2 separate regions of the Homo sapiens genome follow, and region 1 is linked to region 2. A link is an interaction called in ENCODE POLR2A ChIA-PET data of the cell type or tissue named here. Cell type or tissue: B cell. All regions are shown on one strand. Each heading gives the region's core, and the rest is flanking DNA. Links, peaks and the distances in the headings are about the cores only.

Region 1 (8,148 bases), core at 1,516-6,515, 780 kb after region 2:
GTGCAGCACTTTGAAGGTAAAAGGTGCCAAGTGCATATTTTTTTCTCTGCTCTGGAACATAGAGTCATATCTTACTTCCTTTGCTTTTCTGAACCCTCTGAGCCAAAAGAGGAAGTGAGGTGAATTTTTTTGGAATCCTCTGAGAGTTCTCTCAGAGTTGATTTCAACTCCTATCTTTTCCAGGAGACGGTGTTTACTTAATCTGAATATTGCTCCCAATTGCAAGCCTTCAGCCCTGACTTGTGTGTTTGTGGGCTCTGTTATTAACGAGGCAAGTTGCATTAAGCCAAGTCATCTTGCTGGAGTAGAATGCATACTTCCTTGAGCACCTGAATGCACACATGCAGCCTTCTCCTGTGACCCTGAGAGAGTCAATTTCAGCACTTTTACTAGTGCAGATTCTGCAAATTCCCTACAACTGAGAATGAACTGCTGGAAAAGGACCTATGAGGATTTTTAAACCATCAACTTTAAATCTAATATTTCAAAATTCAGGAAAGAAAAAAATCTGTAATAATCATTACCATTTCAGATTAGTGAATAGAATGACTGTCAATGAACATAAAAACACCTGGAATTGAATATTTGGTTATCTCCACCTAAAACTATTTTGGATGCAATTTTTCCTCACATCTAGTTAGTTTAGAAATTTTGGAATAAGGACAGAGTGGAGAGAATTGATAGAATTATCTGGATAAGTTATGTTTACTTTTTCTAATCACTAAAAGACAAAAACTCATGTTTTGTTTAAAATCCACTACTCTAAATATAGACATTTGCTTCTCAAAAATTTATACTTGAAATATTTACATTCTTAATTTTAGTTGAGAAAAAGGGATAAATATACACATAATACCTACTATTACATTTATAAATACAAATATATGTATTTAATATTTTTCCATCAGAAATACATTTATGTTTAAATTCAAACAGTATTTATAATATTGAGAATTTGCTTTCTGTATAGCACTGTTGGTGGTAGAATGTACAATCTGACATAAATTTATTATCAAAAATGATAAGCAAGTTATATACTGAGAACAACAGCAATACTTACGACTTCTATCATGATTATTTGAATTGGGTTTTACAGTATTCGTAGATACATGCAATTAAACTTTAGGAAAAAGTTTTCAGTGAAAGAAATAGGGTGGGTGTTATTTTTAATTCCATTTTACAAAAGCAAAAACTAGAGTGATTTGCTCAAAACTACGTGGTTTTTAGAAAGTGGTAGAGCTAAGATACATAAAAGTTTATCTTCTGAATGAAAATTCTATGCTTTTTCTGTGATATCACACAACTGATCAAATAACGACATGGAGGTCTTAAAAACAGTTTATCGAGCTTGAGTACTTACTAGATGTAAGACACTAGTTTTCTTTCTTTAGTACCTGAGGGACAATAAAATAATTGAAAAAAATAGATTAGTAAGTATAGCCAGCTGGTTTTTAGGTAAAGACAATTTGATCTTTTTAAAGCATTTGCATAGCATCTAGGGGAGAATCCATTAAATGTCAATAAAAGCAGTGTATCCACTTTAGAGTGCTTTACAAATGCAAGAGATATGGAATTTAAAGTATCGGTTTGACACTGTCTAGGAGACAATTCATGGTTAAAGCTTGTAAGGGGCAGAACTAACATTTCAGTACAGATTTTCCTTACTTCAGGGAGATTGCTTAAGTGCACCATTGTTATCTATGCTCTAAAAGAACATGAAAAAAATAAAGAAAAAAAAAAAGAAAAGACAGCCTTACAAGGGAGAGAGGCTCAGCTCATAGCAAGCTTATATCAATGGACTGATATAAATAAATTTTTGAGACTGTGGCTTTTATATCATGATCTTCATCCGTTCTTTTTTAGATCTATGGCAGTGAGATTTAGACTTATATCCTGTGGTATTAAATTCAGTACTGTTTATTGAACAACATCTTTATGAGGCACTGTAGCAGGCACTGATGTAGCTAGAGAGAATAAGTCTCCCCTCTAAGGAAGTCTATAGTCTTATCGGGGCTTAAAAAAGGGGACACGCATAATTGTACTGTAATGAAAAATGTATCAAAGTACATTGTTTTGTTTTAGCCTAAAGAAGCAAGAAAGAGATGACAACCTATGAAAGATGTCAGAATGGATTTATGGAGAAAATAATAATCCTACAGGCTGGCATAGAAGGCTTGTTAAGGCACTTTCAGACATAGGTAAGACAACAAGAATATTCCAGTACTAGATTAATTGTAAGTAACGTTATCACTGTGGGACAGCGTAGTGTGTTTGGGAAAACTTAGTCTTTTTTGTAAGTTTTAACTGATGATCTATGTTGAGGGTCGTATCATGAGAGTCCCGTTAAGTTTAGATATATTAATTCAACAAATAATTATTGAACATCCACTAAATGCCAAGTATTGTCTTAAACAGGAATGACTAAGACAGACATGTTTTCCACTGTGAAGCTTAGATTTTATGGGAGAAAGACACAGTAAACACAAATCATTAAAGAATTAAGTAGTTTCAACTGTGTTAAGTTCTTTCAGGAAATTAACGATGATATTTAAATATGAAGGGAAGCCTGATACTCTCTAAGGAGTCAATAAAGACTCATCTGAATAAGTGACATTCAAGCTGAGACTTGAAAGATATGTGGACATTAATTAGATAAAAAGTTTGGACAATGGGTGAAGGGAAGTGGGACACAGGGATTGTTCTAGGCACATTCAAAAGTCCTGAAATAAGCAGAAATAAGCTTGCTTAGCTCAAGGATATGAAAGAAAGTCAATTTGGCTGGTGTGTGGTAGCGACAGGGAAGATGAGGAAGGAATGAAGTTGAGCCAGATTGGGGAAAGTTTATGCAGGGCCTGCGGCCTAGTTAAAGCATTTTGACCTTTAAAAGCAATGGGAAGTCACTGAGTGATTTCTAAAAAGGGTTCTAGACCAGTTTAGGAAAGAGATAAGGGCCAGATAAATAGACACTGCTCTTGTTTGTAAGGGCCAGGGAACCACTTCTTCATTGGTGTTAACTCCCATTTTACGGAAGCTCAACTACAAGAACTCGTAAGGTCTCCTATCTCTCCATGTACTCAGCACCAGGGAATGGAGGCATGGTTGTTAAATGTGAGAAGAAACTCGGCATGCTTGGCCCTTTTCCATCCTTGGAAGTCAGTATGTGCTTTCAGTCACTTTCCCCTCTACTAATCCTTGTGCTGAGACAGCCTCTGCTGCTGAGGGTGAGGATTTGAGAATTGTGGCTTTTGGAAAAAGCGATATCAAGATCCAGCATTTTTAAAAATATATATATGTTGGCTGGGAACATTGAAAAACGAAATGAATAATTTGGGGGGGCAAAATATACATAGCGAGTGATGAAGCATCTGGTGTTGCCAGAGTATATGGCTTAGGGCTTTAAATTTTATATGCGGGCAGGATGTTTTGATGTTGGTGGCTTTTGAAATGTTATATGGATCCACTTTAAACTGCTGCAGCCTGAATGAAGGCTTAAAACTTTGGGTCAAAGGTTTTTTACTTAGGTGAGTGACCTCAGACTATAATAGGTTTGTCACACCCAAGTGGGGTCTTTCTATAGAGGCAGCAACCTGAGTACACACAGACCTCAAGAAAGGCTTTCAGACCACAGCAAAGATACTTGGGCTTGCCAAAAGTGCTCAGGTGGTGAAGGTGCATAAAGGAGGTTCAGTAAAGGTCTGAACACTTTTTAGATTGTGTCAAAGGACTTCAGCCAAGCAGATTTTGGCAAACCGATGATGGTTTTAGCAATTAACAGGCAATTTCAATGTGTGGGCTGGTGTAGAGCACTATTACAGTCACCATAAGGCTTGGCACTGCAGGCTAGAATGAGGTGTGCAGAGACTACTAGCTAGTTTTGACCTGTTTTCTCTTCTTACAGGTTGCATCTAGATCCCATTTCCAGTCTCTCTTGCAGTTAGCTGGGTCCATATGATTGAGTTTTCGCTGATGGAATTTGAGTGGTAATGGTGGTGTACCATTTTCAGCCCTGCCTCATATAAACCTTCCTGGTACCTTCCTCTCTGCTTTAGTCCTCTCCATCAGCTTAGTCAGCTGAACAAGGTGACCTTGAAAGCCACCTGGGGAAGATGGTGGAACTAAGGAGAAAATTCAGAAGTATCAAACATAGTAGATCTTGCTTCCCCCTGAAGAGTAAATGCTTAGGATTTAATTTATCATCTTGCTGGTAGGTTTCTATCAGTTGAGATTAAGTCCATTGGTTATAGATAATGGATCGATTAGACTGACATCCTAATGACACTAGAAACAAGCAGAATGTCCCCTTCCACGCTTTCCTTCACTCAAATAATGTGAAAGAGATTTGCTATTTCTTTAATATATCATTGAGTACTGAATTTCTAATTTTACATAAGAGAAAAGCTATTCTAGGAGCTGGGGACTGTACTGTCTGAAAAAAACTAACTGACTTGAGGCCAGTGCTGTAATAATCTTGGAAGTTTGGACGCCATTACTGTGAGGTAAAAATATTAAACTCACAATAAGATACTGCTACACACCTACAAGTGGATAAAATTAAAAAGACAATTAATAACCAAAACTCTCAGTATTACCATAGGAGTATAAAATTATACATCTATTTGATAGTTTATTGTAAAATTAAATATGTTTCTACCATATTACTCAGGAATTCTACTCCTAAGTATTCATCCAAGAAAAATGAAAATTTACTCACTAGAATCCTTGTACAACACTGCCATATATATATGTATGCAAGTGTGGGTGTGTGTATATATATATATATATATATATATATATATATATATATAGGCTCTATACCAACAGAAAGTATTTAGATCAAAAGTACATTATGTACATATCATAAACTCCAAGAAGCTGGAATCAGCTCAGACATCCATCAACAGGAGAATTAATTTAAAAAAACCATTACACTGTGGTATATTTATGCAGTAGAATATCACTCTGTAATAAAAAGGAATGAACTATCAATACATATAACAACATAAATGAATTTCAAAAAATATGCTGAGTGAAAGAAGACACCTCAGAGTACACACTTTATGATTCTGTGTATACATATTTCTGGATCAGGCAAAATTGATCTTTGGTAAGAGAAATCAGAACAATGGCCCCTTCTTGATGGACAGGAATTTCTTGGCAAGTGGCTCAAGGGAATTTTCTGGAGTGACAGAAACATTCTACTACTTAATGCAAGTGTGGGTGTATATATTTGTCAAAACTGCTTGAATTGTACACTTAACATCTGCACATGACACTATTTGTAAATCACTCCTCAGTGGAAACATAAATAATAAATAATCTCTACATTAAAAAATGAGGCATAAAATTCTGATATATGAAAGAACCATATCCATGCCACCCTAGGCTTGAACTTCTAAAGGAGCCTGAAATCTACCCAGGCATCGAGAACATCTCCAACCACAACCATGAATAGTAGGTCATACAGAGATGAATTTTTGACTCTTTTCTGTGAACTTTTAATTCATGTGGAATTTGATTTTGATTTTAATTCTATTGAAATTGAAATTTTATTGAATCTTCAGCCTCTCTCTGGTAATTTTATAATGTCAGGGAGCTTATATTCACATTTTGATTATCTATTGGGGTTAAATTTTTTACTAGATAATCTTTATTTTTTTTTTATCATATGGGTATCCTAACGTGGTTCTTTAATTTTACTGGAGAATCCCCAACATGCTAGGTTGCACAACATGGCTGAACATAATTTGGGATGGACAAAGGAATACAGAGCAAAATTTTTGCTGTTGGTACAGAGGCTACAGATCAAATTGACACTACCTGCTGGGGTCCCAGGAGGATACTCAAAATGGAGAGACTTGACATGGTCCCCAACTGTGGTAAGTGGGCAGGGAATTGCGAGGGCCATTTAGCTGACTCATTTGCTCCCCATATAAAGCTGAGTCCTCCTTCTTAACTGTAGCAATATAAAAGTTATTTTATTCTCTATCTGCAGACTTGTCTTACATCTCAATTAAGAATTTGGGTAAGATGGAGAGGTAGCTGTGTCTTTAGAGCTGATATTTAAAATCAATAACATTTCAATTATCCACAGAGAGCATGCACAAATAAATACAAAGAGGACTGAGAAAGAATTCTTAAGGTATATTATTTATAAAGGATCTGAAAGAATAAGAAGAGTCAGTGAATTAAATAGAGAATGAGTGACTGAGAGGTAGGAGAAGCTACAGAAAGAGAGAGACAGCCAATGAGAAGCTTTAAGAAGATCCAGTCAGTCAGATTCAGTGATACACAGCTCTAAGAGAAGGACAAATCAGAAAGGCAATTTTGCATTCCAATATCCATTCAATTGCAAAATACATGACAGTCTCCAAAAAGCCTTGCAATACACTGTCATTGTTCATTGCTGGCGTGTAATCATTATTGAAATGAACATGAGTTCCTGAAGGGACGAGATTGTGTACTGTTCATTTTGCGTGCCTAGCCCCCATTGGCAATGAGCAATGTATTTGTGCAATAAATGGTCTTATATTCCCTCTCCTCAATCTTGAGTAGATATTTTTATTGTGTTTGTTTTACAGGTAAAGAAGTAAAATACTTGGCCAGAATCACCAATTTCAGTTAGTGACTGAGCCAGACTCCTGATAATTGATACCGCGCTGTTTAATAGCAGTAAAACATTCAAATCTCACCTCTCTCACTTCCTTTACATCTTTGTTCAAATGTTAATTTCTCAATCAGGCGAACCCTGAAGATTTCATTTAAAATAACACTTCCTTCTCCAACCATTCACCCTATTCTACGGCTCTTCACCACAATTCTTTCTTTTCTTTTCTTTTCTTTTTTTTTTTATTATACTTTAAGTTCTGGGATACATGTGTAGAATGTGCAGTTTTGTTACATATGTTATACAATTTCGAATATGTTATACAATTTCGAATATGTTATACAATTAACTTATTTGTTGTATTTCTAACTTACCATTGATCCAGGATGGAAGCTAGAGTAGAAATATTTTTGTCAGCTTTCTTTCTTTTCTTTTTTCTTTTTTCTTTTTTTTTTTTTTTTGAGACAGAGTCTAGCTCTGTCACCCAGGCTGGAGTGCAGTGGCCAGTCTCGGCTCACTGCAACCTCCACCTCCCGAGTTCAAGCGATTCTCCTGCCTCAGCCTCAGCCTCCTGAGTAACTGGGATTACAGGCACTCACCACCACCCCCAGTTAATTTTTGTATTTTTAGTAGAGACGGGGTTTCGCCATGTTGGCCAGACGGGTCTTGAACTCTTGACCTCAGGTGATCTGTCTGCCTCGGCCTCCCAAAGTGCCTGTATTATAGGAGTGAGCCACTGCGCTCGGCCGTTTTTGTCAGCTTTCTTCACAGATATAGTCCAGATGTTTTCAAGAGTGACTGGCATTAACTAGATATTTAAAAATTATATTTGTTGAATTAATTAAAAGGTACAGCTTTTTGGAAGCATAAGAAAATGAAACAACACTTTTATAGTCACAGAATTTAATTGGGTTTTAGAAAATATTAAACTCTAGCTTTTTCACTTTTCATCATTATAAAATTCCTGAAGCTAATCAATGAGCAAAACATTAGTAGTACTGCTACTTCATGTAAGTTATGTAGCACCCTGAGCTCTTTGGCAAAAAATGACTCTAAAACATAATATATGTTAACATATGTAAAGTGGATAGTGACTGATTTTCAAAACATTATTCATACATGTGTGACTTTAATTAGGAAGCTATAATAGATACACTATGAATTTTCATGAAGAAAAAAAACAGCATCTGGACTTGAGATTCTACACAAAGAAAAAGCTGGGTTTCTTCCTTCTTGTCCAGAGTATATAAAACCTATATTTCCTTCAGTCAGAATTTTCTCAAAAATAGCAAACTAAAACTCTAGTAAAATCAATCAGCTTTCACCACCAGTTTTAAAAATGGTAATTCAAAGCTTGTAAAAAAAGGACCGTGATTCCACATTTTTAATTTTCTCACAGAACTATAACTTGAAAATATGTTCTATACATTACTATTTTGTATATGTAGTTTTTAAAGATATTAACTTGTTACAAGTATATTTCTCTGAAGATGTTCATCTTTTTTGCTGTTTCTTTTAAATTATTTTCAACTGTAAACCTACTG
Region 2 (6,372 bases), core at 45-5,044:
TAGATGAGTTAGCAAGTTGAGCCTGAGATTGTGGTGAGCAATTTAGGCACAACTTCAAGGTCAGCCTCGTTTGAAAGGGGAGGGGAGGCAGTTCTCTCCTGAGGGAATTTGTTAAGGAGCTCATCACTTGTTTCTGAATTGAGCTCTGTCGGCCATCTCAGCATCATCTGACACCTGCACACATCATATCATGTGATACACTTGGGAGAAAGGGCCAGGTCAATTTCCTCCTGGTGGGTGATTTGGTTTTCCTCTTCAGCTAATGTTTAATGTTTCTCTTTTGATTTGCATGTGGAAGCCTTACTCTATGCTAAGCTATGATAAGCACTTTACATGCCAATATGACAGCATAGTCCTTTAACCACGGGCTTTAGAATCACTCTGCCATGTTCAAACCTCAGCTTTAATCATGAAATATACCCAGGTAACAAACCTGCATGTATACCCACTGAATCTAAAAGTTGAAAAAAGTCTCTATGCTACATAAAACAAAAACAAAAACAAAAAAAATCTGAACTGTATCCCTTTGGACAAGTCACCTAATCCAGTCAAACCTGAGTTTTCTTAAATACTAAATAGGAATAGTGATAATAGTGCAGGTACTTGCCAGATTGGGTTAATATGAAGGTTCATAAATTTATTCATGTAACATTCCTACACATAGTATGTACTCAATAACGCTACATACTTTTATTATGAACCATCCTTTTCACAACCTTAGGAAGTATATACTCCTCTCCCTACATGCAAAACAAAACAAAACAAAAGAGAAATTTAGAGACTTTAAGATCTGGCTCAATGTCACAGAACTCGTATGTGGGAGATTCAGGTTTCAGACTCAATTCTTGGGATACAGTCCATGCTGTTAAACATTACACTAGACAGCCTCTACCGAACAATGACTTTTTATTACTTGACTGTTTAAATTCACCTCTCCTCTCCTTCTCAAAATGAGTACCAATTTGTCCTATGCGTAATTTATTCTCGAGCCTTAACGCTTGTTTTCTGCCCTTGTTTGATTCCTTTTCTCAGTTTGCAATTTCACTGTTAGGTTTCTGCATTGTACTCACAACATTTTTGAGTACTGCCTGTTATAAACTAGTCATTTTGCTTCCACATATTCATTCCTAAAGAGAAGACCATTTCTTAAGAAAAAATAGAATAAAGGAGGAACAGATTCTCAGATGTAATCATCATGGTGTGCAATGAATATCTGAGCACTTGCAGGGCCATTGCACTTTCAAATATTCCTTTTCTTGTCTGCATAACAAGGACTCAGCCACACTCTCCTAAAGACAGCTGGCTATAGTAGTCTGGGTGAAAAGCCTGACCATTAGATCTGTGCTTCATAATTCGACAGTGAGAGAACAAAAATGGTATATTTCAAGTTTCAGATATATGTGTGTGCATATGCATATAAATTACATATATTCATATATTTATGTGTGTATATATACACTCATATAATCATGTTGGAGTTTTAGAGATTTAGTTAAGCTCTTGTAGGCTGGACCCACAAACCACAACCATAAACTGAAAAAGAATTCAGCTACCTAACAAACTACTGAATTGAAATAACTGAAATTGAATAATTTTTCTGGGATTATTTAGGTATAGATAATTTGGAAAGTCAATTGTTGAAAGTCAATTACTGCCATATGCTTCTGATATCAAACAGGTTCATTTTAGACCTATAGATCAAATAGGTCCTTCACAACTATGGCAGGAATGGTTTATAATATCCAGCAACGATGAATCTAATGTATATGTGTAAATTTTTGTCAACTGATATGCTGTTTTGTTTGAGTTTCCACTTAGCCACACTGCTGTGGTTTCTTGGGGGTAAGAGCTGTAATACACTCAGACTCCTTATACCCTCTCCAGGGGTATGGTACTTGGCATATGGTTTTTACTCAGTAAATGAAGAAGAATAATGAACTGAAATGCTTTCTCCCTGTTTCCTAAGATGCTACTTAACCAGTGAAAAAGTTACAAGTTACAAAAGTCTTTTTTAAAGCCTTTTCAACTAGATAAAAAACACTTACTACACCTTTTTATGTATAGGCCACTAGCATGTAAATGAAACTGGCACAACAAGGTAAATGTGTATAAAATAAATCACAGAAAAGAGAGTTCTGATGAGATATTTCAGTAATGCAGTAGATAGCAAATGATGATTTTGGAGTATTTTTTGATTTCCCCAATTTAATACTTGATGTTATCAAGTATGTTCACAATGATTATTGTGTCCAAGACGCACCTTAGAAGAATGTAAAGAAGTGTTAGACAAAATATGGGTAACCCATCCCTGCCTTCAGGGAGCTTCTAGACTGATTGCACATAGGTCTGTATTTACATAATTATCAAGTTACAGATCTTGTTTCTTGTCTGTGAAACTCTAACCATATTCTAGAATCAGACATAGCATCACTTCCTGTATTAGTCTTCACAAACAGAACTCTTACTGTCTGTACTGTGCTCTTTACTTTTTAACGTTAGTTCTTCTAGGTTGCATCAAGAATTCAGGAAAACCACATAGGAGGAGGCCCAACATTTTCTGGGTGTTTAATGTGTGAACCTACTTGATAACATCAATTTTTAAACAGCTCCCCATTGATACAGACTCTGAGCTACTTACCCTTTCTCTAGCTGCTCTGCAGGACTCCATATTTTATGCATGGGGACAGTGATCACAAAGTTAGAAGGTACCAGGAATGGCATGCCCATTTACAGATGTACGATAGCCTTTCAGCAATCACAGGTATATCACAGTGATAATTTCTGGAGGATAAACTGGGGAAATTGAAAATTCTACATTGGGGCTCTAAAATACTCCAAAATCATCATTTGCTATCTACTGCATCACTGAAATAGCTCATCAGAGAAATCTATCTCTTCTGTGATGTATTTTATACACATTTACCTTGTTGTGCCAGTTTCATTTACATGCTAGTGACCTATACATGAAAAGGTATAGTGCCTGTACATAATAAATTTTTATGACTGGCTAAATTATTTGAAGACCACAGATATGCTGCATCCACTCCTAACCCTTATGAAGGAACAACTGTTAGGTTCTGAAACTATATACACTATTTGCTTTAAGAGACTACAGTATAGGAAGTCCTGAAATGTACCACAGAGTATGAATAGGTTGTGAATTATATATTATGCTGAAGCTTAATGGGTACTGTAGCCGAGGGCAAGATATCTCATAACTAATTATATTCATTTTGCATTTAGCAGTACATTCGAAGTACAGATATTAAAAATGTGTAAGTTGAACTTCTGTTAAAATTACTCTCCCTAAGGAAAATAATTCTCTTTTCTTGCTATACTTTAGGCTACACTTACAGGCTGCCAAAACACTTCATTTGATTTAAGAAAAAGTCTGTCCAACTGTTGTCAAGGATCATGTAACAATGAGTTGTTTTGCTTTTTGGTTTTTTTTTTAGCCTTGTAACTGTACATTTGTGTTCTGGTGACCCAGCCTCAGGCTGCTTGAGAGAGATAGAATTAAGAGTTGATTTAAATAGTGAATGAAAAGGAGAATATGCATTCATACAGAGCTTTGGTGTTTGGAACACTTTCACATACATTATCTCATTTAATTCTCCCAAAGGCTCTACAGATAGAGGTACTATGATTATCCCTGATTTTCAGATGAGATTTTATTTGAAGAGAAGGAGTAATGGAGGTTAGGATTCAAACATAGGTGTTCTGACTCCAAATCCTGGTCTTTTCTAGGATTTCCAAAATCCTGAAAAAAGGAACGTATTTCTAAAATTCAGTACGTGCCGGGATAAATCTTTGTCAGACTACATTTGCTATCTGATTGTTGATGCCATAATGCCACTGTAGGTTAGTTTTCTCTTAATGTGTCATGTGTATAAACCAGAATTCTAAGTCTGAGGTTCTCTAAAGGATCTTCTCATGTTTCAGATGTCAATAGGAACTATTCGAATCTAAGGAATCAGGGAAACAGTATGGCATTTATTAGTAGCCTCAGAGTCTTCTTTCTAAGGCTAGAAGTAAGAAGTATCTTTAGTTCTGGACTTGATCTGCAATTTTTCTTGCAATGGGTCAACAGGGACAACCAGTTGTTGTGGACAAAGCAATGGAATTGCGACTTTAGTGAAGCTTGAAATACTTTTTCAATAGGAAGTGACTTAAGTTCACATAAGCCAATATTCAAATGGTGTCTAAAGTGTGCAGGACACTGTGGAGATGTTAAATGGAAGTGGGGAGGGACATACATCTTCTTTTGCCCAGAACAATCCTGATTTATGCCAGTTGCCCTAGTGCCCTGTCTGCTTAGAGCCACTGACCTCTTCATTCTCAAAAATTACATGGTCAGCCTAGAAAGACTCTGTCAAGTCTCAAGGAGATTGTATTATAATGTGATGGGGTCCAGTAGAAGAGGGATATAAGAAAAGCATGCCTATACATATAAAATAGGGCAGGCATTTCCAAGTGTTATATTTTAAAATGACATAAAGCAGGCTAGGCGCAGTGACTCACATCTGTAATCCCAGCACTTTGAGAGACTGAGGTGGGCAGATCTCTTGAGGTCCAGAAATCACGACCAGCCTGGGAAACATGGCAAAACCCTGTCTCTACCAAAAACACAAAAATGAGCCAGGTGTGGTGGCGCATACTTGTAGTCTCAGATACTCTGGGGACTAAGATGGGAGGATTGCTTGAGCCTGGGAGGCAGAGGTTGAAGTGAGCTGCGATTGAACCACTGTACTCTAGCCTGGGTGACAAAGCAAGACTCTGTCTCAAAAAAAAAAAAAAAAAAAAAAAAAAAGGTATAAACAAAAAATTTGGAAATTTAGATAGAAAGATGTATTTAGTAGGAGTTAATGAAGAAGGCAAATATCACCCTATGTCATTTTCAACAGTAATGATGAAAGTTATAAAAAATGCTGGGATATATACAAAATGTATACTATATAGAGAACTCATGTTTCAGATGTCACTATCCACATTACAAGAGGACTGTAACTTGATCTACCACTCTGGGCACAGTATCTGATTAAAAATAAAGTTATCTTTAACAACATTTGGAGCGACTGTTTGAATTGAGGCCTCAGGAAAAGATAACCTCCCCTCCTTACCAGCATCGGGGTGCTATGTCCAAGACAAGTCCCTAATCTTCCCTTTGTTAGTGCCTGGTTTAGAAATAGTCATGAGGCCAATTCTGGCCAATGAAATATCAAAGGAAGTCATCTTGAAGAGTTCCAGAAAAGTTTTTCCCAAGAAAGAGACACAGGGAGAGAAGGTCCCAACTTTTCTTCTGCCTGACAAAATGTCTTTATGTCATAGCTGAAATGGTGACATGTATGAATCTGAGGATGTAGGCAAAACAGAGAGAGGAGCAGAGGGAGGGGAATCGGAGACATGGAAACTTTATATTAGGGAAGGGCACTAACTGCAGAGAATTTATAATGTCTTGATTATGAGTCTATTTTTCTATCTGATTCTGTCCCTGTTTCCTTTTGCACAGTCCCATGTGGATGTCAGTGTGATGATTAGGATGCCTGATGCTTCCGAAACAAGAATACACTTTACGAAAATGCCCATTGAAAATACTTTTTCCTTTCTACTCTTGTGCTAAGAGTGCCTGTTTGGACCCCATGGCTTCGTAATGGTAAGAACATAAATTTTAGACTGGTTTCTACTGTGAACAGTCTTTATCTGATTATTGAAATCTTTCTACCTTGTGGTTACTTCCTATATTGAAATATTAAATCTCCCACTAGTAGGAACCTGTTCACCTCTTCCACCTATTTTATGGCTGTTGTAAGCGGAATTGTTTGTTGCTTTGCTAAGCTACCTATTTTTAAGAGTTTGATGTCCGTTTGCAAGTGAATTACACTAGACCCTGTGGATGATCAGAGAAAAGCAGTAAATAATGTCCTTTGACCTTAATAGAGTTGACACACATAATTTGCTCAGAGAGTTCAGGTTTGTGGGAGGTGTCCCAATGTAATTATTAATAACATCTCTTTTTATTCTCAAAAGTGTTCCAATTAGGATAATAAATTACATGGTTCCCTAGACCTTAGAGGCCTTAAATTCAGTTAGGGAGATGGGAGACCCAAACAGAAAAAGGCAACTAACCCAACAAAGCAATGTGTGATGAATACCAAATACATGGTCTGTGCTATCAGTGAATGGAGTCATGTTTTAGGAGAGACTCCTAAGGCCTTCAGCGATCTGGCAAACTACTTGAAGATGAGACAAGTTGGCTCTTGAGGAACATGTAGGGTTGAAGCCAGCAGTGAAGAAAGGAGATCATGCAATCAACCCTTCACTTGAGAGACTGCTAAAATAAAAATAAAGCCATAATTTTTCAACCTGAATAAG

The links. Peaks named below come from ENCODE experiments on the same cell type or tissue, not always from the same donor. Only the 100,000 strongest peaks of a DNase experiment are listed, where the experiment ranks them.
Region 1: POLR2A ChIA-PET joins it to region 2 with 5 read pairs; 2 of 35 experiments call an interaction of 5 or more read pairs at or near these places.

The regions. Positions count from the first base shown.
Region 1 is chr12:91,581,217-91,589,364 of GRCh38, reverse strand. All of the region lies in intron 1 of LOC105369896 (a long non-coding RNA gene), which reads left to right. Among named protein-coding and RNA genes, the nearest start is that of LINC02823, 260 kb to the right of the region's middle. In B cell, for the core only: no CTCF peak of the experiment used is centred there; no DNase peak of the experiment used is centred there.
Region 2 is chr12:92,356,812-92,363,183 of GRCh38, reverse strand. LINC02391 (long intergenic non-protein coding RNA 2391) reads left to right here. Exons shown (of 5, transcript XR_007063404.1): 2 at 5,510-5,653. The region is part of intron 1 of LOC105369902 (a long non-coding RNA gene); the gene reads right to left. Among named protein-coding and RNA genes, the nearest start is that of LINC02391, 3.8 kb to the left of the region's middle. RefSeq lists an enhancer at 280-369. In B cell, for the core only: no CTCF peak of the experiment used is centred there; DNase peaks (open chromatin) are centred at 193 and 2,373; H3K4me3 peaks cover 1,417 bases; H3K27ac peaks cover 2,912 bases.